Regions from separate parts of the Homo sapiens genome. Here region 1 is linked to region 2. A link is a contact called in ENCODE Hi-C or POLR2A ChIA-PET data. All regions are on one chromosome and are shown on one strand. The core of a region is the stretch at or near the end of the contact, and the rest is flanking DNA. Distances in the headings are between cores, read along the strand shown.

The links. A loop is a pair of places that touch in the nucleus more often than their neighbours do. ChIA-PET counts read pairs that join two places held with the same protein, here RNA polymerase II (POLR2A). Pooled maps may share reads with other maps.
Region 1: a loop to region 2 is called in a map of endothelial cell of umbilical vein, with 4 times the contacts of the local background. The contact joins two enhancer-like sites. A Hi-C loop is called at or near these places in 1 of 168 maps with a recorded cell type or tissue (endothelial cell of umbilical vein) and 1 of 50 pooled maps. POLR2A ChIA-PET finds 5 or more read pairs at or near these places in 2 of 52 experiments (CD8-positive, alpha-beta T cell and Panc1).

The regions. Positions count from the first base shown.
Region 1 is chr10:120,731,001-120,734,779 of GRCh38, forward strand. All of the region lies in intron 2 of LINC02930 (long intergenic non-protein coding RNA 2930), which reads left to right. Among named protein-coding and RNA genes, the nearest start is that of WDR11-DT, 120 kb to the right of the region's middle. Within about 2 kb of position 2,076, at least 2 of the 41 ENCODE cell types and tissues checked have a DNase peak (open chromatin) inside an H3K27ac peak, as active enhancers do; they include endothelial cell of umbilical vein, where a contact is called at or near this core.
Region 2 is chr10:120,682,742-120,685,971 of GRCh38, forward strand. The region is part of intron 2 of LINC02930 (long intergenic non-protein coding RNA 2930); the gene reads left to right. Among named protein-coding and RNA genes, the nearest start is that of LINC02930, 76 kb to the left of the region's middle. Within about 2 kb of position 1,655, at least 2 of the 41 ENCODE cell types and tissues checked have a DNase peak (open chromatin) inside an H3K27ac peak, as active enhancers do; they include endothelial cell of umbilical vein, where a contact is called at or near this core.

The DNA.
Region 1 (3,779 bases), core at 826-3,325, 49 kb after region 2:
CCAGGATGGTCTCGATCTCCTGACATGTTCTTTCTTCTATACTTTGTTGCTTCTGAAAATATTGTGCTTGGGTATTTGTTTTTTACCCTGTAGTTTTAACAAGCCCCACTCGAAAGCACTCTAAAACCCTGGCATGCACTGTGTTTGCAGTCCCTGTTGTACTGTTTCAAAGTAACCCATTCTATTGTGTGCTGAGATTTACTCTATGATAACTCTAACTCATACAAACTAGTAGCTGGGATATTACCTCCAAGGGCCACTGGTCGCCAAAGACTTATGTACTCTGTCCTTGATCAAGCTGAGAGTTTGATATTGAGTTCCAGTGAGAAAGAAGCTACCCTTTCTTTATCTGTAGCTCAGGACACTTCCAAATTGTCTTGCTCATCTCTGTACCTTTCCTCTGCAGCTTCTTCAAAAGGATAAATTAAATTCCTGCAAGAACATCTTTAAATAAACTATACTTGTATTGGCACCCTTGCATTTATGTAGAAATTAAAGGAAGACATATTTTTATTACAAAAATAACTTCTTAATAATAGCTGGGTATGAACTAATTGCTTTCAAGGCTTTGCACATGGTGGCAGGAATTATTACATTAAATGTACACTGTGGCTTTTGGCTTGGGCATACTTGGATGAGGGCTCAGCCACCAGGAGATCCCCACAGTTCTCATCTTTCCAGATAGATGAACTTGATGCCTCCTTTGCATTGAGTATGAGAATGGTATAGGCCCTCCCCCAATAAACTGGTAGGATTTGCATTTAGCAATATTTAACAATAAAAACTATGTTTACTGAGCTTTGCTGTGCCAAGCACTGGGCTAGGTGCTTTCTATGTAATAATGCACGGACTCTGATGCAAAACTACCTTAATTTGAATCCTTCCCCATCTACTGACTAGATATTTAACCATATTGAGTTGCTTAACTTTGTTATGCCTCAGTTTCTGCATCTGTAAAATGAGAATAAGGAGAGTACCTACTTTAGGTGTTACGGAAGTGAATGAGTTCTTAATGTCCAGTACTAAGAACAGTATAGGTATGCAATCAGAACAGAAGAAAGGGTAGTTATTGTTGTTATAATAATGATAAGGAGGAGGATGCTGAACTCTAACCAACTGAGAGTTAAAAAGTATATTTTCTTTTATTGACTTTATTCTTTAACCCCAACTTCAGGAAACTGAAGGCTTGGACAATATTTCCATGACTCATTCAAAGTCAGATGTCAAACAGCTAGTAAATGGCTGAGCTTGGAGAGGAACAGGTTTCTTTGTCTATGACTAACACGTTAATTGATTAAATCATCCAATCCACTGGCCAAACTAGTCAAACAGCCAGCAGGTTTATGATATAGAGGTGAGGGGAATGAGCTTGATGGTGTTATAGGATGGACAGTGGCTTTGGAATCAGAAAATCTTGTCCTGAATCAGCCTTCACTAACTCAAGTCAGTTGACTTCTCCAAGTTTCTATTATTTCATCTATAAAATGATTCCCAATCTAACCCATTCAAGATGGGTGTTCAGAGAAGCAAAGAAATATCATATTTGAGAGAATTTTGTAAATCAAACTGCCATAAATTGTGCCATTTATTAATGTTTGATATTTTACAAAATGATTTTTACTTGTTTTACACAGTTGTTAATTAAAATGACCAAATCACTTGGTTATTGCTTGTAATATATGTGGAATCCAACAGTTTTTTTAACCTACAAGTACATGAATCAGCCTTGAAAACAAGCACGATGATTAATATTGAGTGTCAACTTGATTGGATTGAAGGATGCAAAGTATTTGTTCCTGGGTGTGTCTGTGAGGGTGCTGACAAAGGAGATTAACATTTGAGTCAGTGGACTGGGAGAGGCAGACCCACCCCCAAGCTGAGTGGGCACCATCTAATCAGCTGCCAGCGTGGCTAAAATAAAGTAGGCAGAAGAAAGTGGAAGGAGAGAGATTTGCCGTGTCTTCTGCCCTTCATCTTTCCTCCATGTTGGATACTCTTAAGTTCTTCAGCTTTTGGATTCTTGGACTTACACCAGTGATTTGCTAGGGGCTCTCGGGCTTTCAGCCAGACTGAAGGCTGCACCATCAGCTTCCCTATGTTAGAGGTTTTGAGACTCAGTCTGGATTCCTTGCTCCTCAGCTTGCAGATGCCCTATTGTGGGATCTCACCTTGTGATCATGTGAGTCAACTCTCCTAATAAACTACCCTTTATATATATATGTGTGTGTGTGTGTGTGTGTATGTGTGTATATATATATATATATATTCTATTACTTCCCTTCATATATATAAATATATATAAAAATATATATAAATATATATAAATATGTATAAATATATATAAATATATATAAATATATATAAATATATATAAATATATATAAGTATATATAAATATATATATAAATATATATAAATATATATAAATATATAAATATATATAAATATATAAATATATAAATATATATAAATATATATACCAATATATAAATATATAAATATATATAAATATATATAAATATATAAATATATAAAAATATATATAAATTATACATATATAAATATAAAAATATATAAATATATATATAAATATATATAAATATATATAAATATATAAATATATATATAAATATATATAAATATATAAAAATATATAAATATATATAAATATATATAAATATATATAAATATATATAAATATATAAATATATATAAATATATATAAATATATAAATATATATAAATATATATAAATATATAAATATATATAAATATATATAAATATATAAATATATATAAATATATATAAATATATAAATATATATAAATATAAATATATAAATATATATATAAATATATATAAATATATAAATATATATATAAATATATATAAATATATAAATATATATATAAATATATATAAATATATAAATATATATATAAATATATATAAATATATAAATATATATATAAATATATATAAATATATAAATATATATATAAATATATAAATATATATATAAATATATATAAATATATAAATATATATAAAAATATATATAAATATATAAATATGTATATAAATATATATAAATATATATATATATAATATACTACTACTCTCCTTCAGATAGATAGATAAATAGATAGATAGATAGATATCCTATTAGTTCTGTTCTGTCCCCTTAGAGAACCCTGACCAATACAACGTTGGGAAATGTCCTAACTCATAAAAATGGAGACCCTTTCTCTCTTTCTCCCAGGAAATGTACAGTTTACATTCATGCTTTGATTCATACTTTGATTGATTCATTCATCCATTCATTCATTCATTCACTTTTCTTTTTTCTATGTGCCAGGCATTATGATGGGTAATAGAATGAATAACGTACAATCCTTGCCCTTAGTAGGTTAAGCAGCCTCATAAACACATCATTATAATCCATTGCGTTAAACGTAGTGCTAGGTAATTGATCTGGGAAGGAAATTCATAGAAGACTTCCCGGAAGAAGTGACATCTAAATTGAGTCTTGAAGAAAAAAAATAAGTTATTAGCAGCTAAATACATGGATCTCCTTTGTGACCCTCCAAGGGCAGATGGCAAGACTTGGTGGTGATGGATGGACTTCACTGTGAATTTCAGGTCTGAAATGACTGAAGAAACTTGATGACTTGGCTGAGAATGTCCTTCAATAATCTGCTATATGCATAGGGCTTCTCTATTGGGTGTCTTTGGGCAGATGTTTGCAAACCTGGCTTATTTAATGTATGAAGTTTCT
Region 2 (3,230 bases), core at 405-2,904:
ATTCCATTATAAAATTATTGTTTTATCTTTCCTTCCAGTAAATATATTTGAAAATTTTATTTTTGTAATCAGATTTTCTTTTGAATTTAACTTTTAAGCTAATTTTAGGATTTACTATAGACACATTTATACCAGGATTTTCCCATTTTAAGTACTTAGCTTTTATTCTTATCATGCTTAAAATTGATGTACATATTCAAGTGTTCTTTTTTCACCAAATAAGTAAAGATATATTTTTTTCTGAATTCTTGTCTTTGTGGTAATGTCTTTCTTCTAGTTTTTCACATAACCAGCAACTTGGCCTTGGAAAATCCCTGGGAACCAGTCCTTTGTCCTCGTGTCTCCTTAGCTGTTACTTCTTTGTGTTTTAGTCTTTAGCATTATAGAGGGAAAAAAATCATACCAGTTTTTAATCACTTATAGATAATCTATTTTTCTTTTTGCTTTTATTTCTAATTTGATTTGTTTTCTTGTTTTAAACACTTGTACAATTTTACATTTGTTCTTGCAATTCAATAAAGGGCCAGGGTATTTTTAGACATGAGTCTAATTTTATTAACATTACCTGTTACATGGCAAATCTTCTGTATATAAGTATATATTGTCTTGCACCTCAGGAAAGTTTATTTCTTTTTATGTCTTTATTATTTTAGTTTTAGGTTTTTTTTCTTCCTTTGGAAAACCTGTAACACTTTAGTTCAGTCTTCTTCGTTATCTTCTGCATCTTGTATCTTTCCTTTTATTATTTTGGTGTCTTTGCCTTTTCCTATGCTTTCTGGAAGAGCAACTCACTTTCTTCCTGAATATCCTTGATTTAGTTTTTATGTAAATTTTGTTCTTTCTTGCCTCCAGTTCAGGTTTTAATTAGACCCTTCCATTTCCTTCTTAGTTTATCTGATTCCCTTGCCTCCTGCGCTTATCCTTCCCTGCGGCATTCTATTTCTGTTTCAAAAGGCCAAGTAATTTTATAAATCATTAAATATGTCTGATAAATTTCTAAAAAGGTGTTTTGATATCTGGAGTGAATCAGAGTGATGCATTTCCTTTGGGCTTTCAGAATGATTTTTCTTCTTACTCATTTTATAGCTTAAAAAAATTGTTGGGTCTTACTGCGTTTCTTAATTTTTCCTAAAACAGAGAGCTATATAGGGCTGGTGTTCTACAGACAAGGCCTGTCCTGTCTTGTCTACTCACCTGGTATCCCCCGCACAGTACATGGCCTGACACATAGTAGGCACACAACGATTATCCATTGAATGAATGATTGGCTAGGGAAAGCAATTCAACTAGTTTTCATCTTAGACATATGTTTTAAAAACCTTGTATAACAGAATCAAAATAAAGAAAGGGAGTTTTATTGCTTGGGTTGGAAGGAATTTATCCCTCAGCTGATGGCTCAGTGAACACAGCAAACCGGGTGAGCTTTCACCATCATCTTGCTCAGATGTATTTTTCTATACTTTCCCCTGCCAGTTGCCAAGAGACATTAATGAATCTTACAAAAGTCTGGACCATATATATCTTCAGAAGTGTCTGCCCTGCTCAGCCTGTGGACAATTATTCAAGTCATTGGAGATAGCTGGCCCAGTCAGGAAGGCCGTCTTCCTCACAACCAAGGCTTGGGTTTGACACCTTGTACATCCTGCATAAACAAACTCTGTTTGATTCAGGCCCCAAGGCAGACACAAAACAAGCGTTACCCACAAAGTGCAGCTGGGAGGAAGCTTGTCTGTTATCTGGGAGGAGGACAGAAGCTCAAGCTACGCACAAAACTTGCTTGGCTCATTTTATTAGATAACCCCTGCCCCCCGCCCCCCGCCCCACTTCCTGACTCTCTCTCTCTCTCTCTCTCTCTCTCTCTGTCTCACACACACACACACACACACACACACACACACACACACACACACACATTCCTCATCTGAGCCCAGCCCAGGAAGGTCCAGAAGGAGGCATACACATGCCTAGTGGGCCTTGTATTGTAGTGACCATTACAAAGAAATGTTTTAAAGGAAAGTAAAGGATTTTGCAGAATCCCATTTGCAGGGAAAGACCTGTTCTGTGCTGGCACCTGCTCCTATGTTTCTTCTAGCCACATTTGAAGGAGTCTCTAGAGCCCATGAAGAAGGCACATCCGATGTGTGGGAGGAATCAGAGTGCAAGAGGATGCAGAGGTCTGGGAGGAGCCTCCAGAGGGAAAAGCAACCTGCATCCTAGCTCCACAGATGCGCAGTCTCCCCTGCCCCAAATCCTGGAGCTGGCTTGGCATTTTGTCTGATGAATAACGCAGGGTTCTCCAAAATAGTTTTGCTCTAAAGATCGATTTCCTCAGATATCAAAACAGAAACCATGAGCAGCCCTCTCTCCAACTAAAGATAAGACATTTCAGAATACGAGAGGGCACACGACCCCCAAGACTGAAAGAGAGAGACTTGTTGATGCCACATGGGAGTATACTTCATTTGGCAATTATCCTCTCCCATTTTTACCCTCAATGGATCTGGAAATGGAGTCTGCAGACACTCTGGCTGATTTCCTAATGGGATCAAAGGAGTAATCCTGCAGAGCTCCCTGTGGACGCCACAGCAGGAGCGGGAGGGTCTCCTGGCAATGTTTGTAACACCTCCTTTGGATGTTGATTCTGCCCTAAGGTGCATGATGTTCTGCAGTGGAAATGGGTTGGCTCCCAGTTCTGCTCAGACTTTCAGACATTAATCTCTCAGACAGTTCAGAAGCTACAGTCAAGTCAGAATGGGAGGGAATGTGTCTGGGTGCCAGGTCCAGCCGTTAGGGCCCTTCTCAGCATGACTCCACACTTCCTTCTGGCCTTAACTCCCAATGTTCCTTTATACATCGCCTTAAACTACAGTAAAACTCAGCAGCTAAGCACAACCTTACTTTTCAACTTCCGTTTTGAGTAGGGTGGAGAGACACCTTCACTTGTTGTCTTGGCCTAGAATACCCTCTACCTCTTCCCTGCCCACACATCAAAATATTTTCTTTCCACCATTACAAACTTTAGTAAATAGCCTGGGTTTTCCCAGAACAGTCTAACCTGCATACAGATAAGGGCTTGTTTTCCTCATTATTGGTTTCCTTTGGGAAAGGCTTAATACAGAATTTTAAATTCTGTTCTGCTCATATTTTACACGCAGTGGTGTGTCCATCCTTGTCATTTTCACCCTCTCAATACAAACCTTATGTACTTAGAGACTTAATTAATAGCAAGC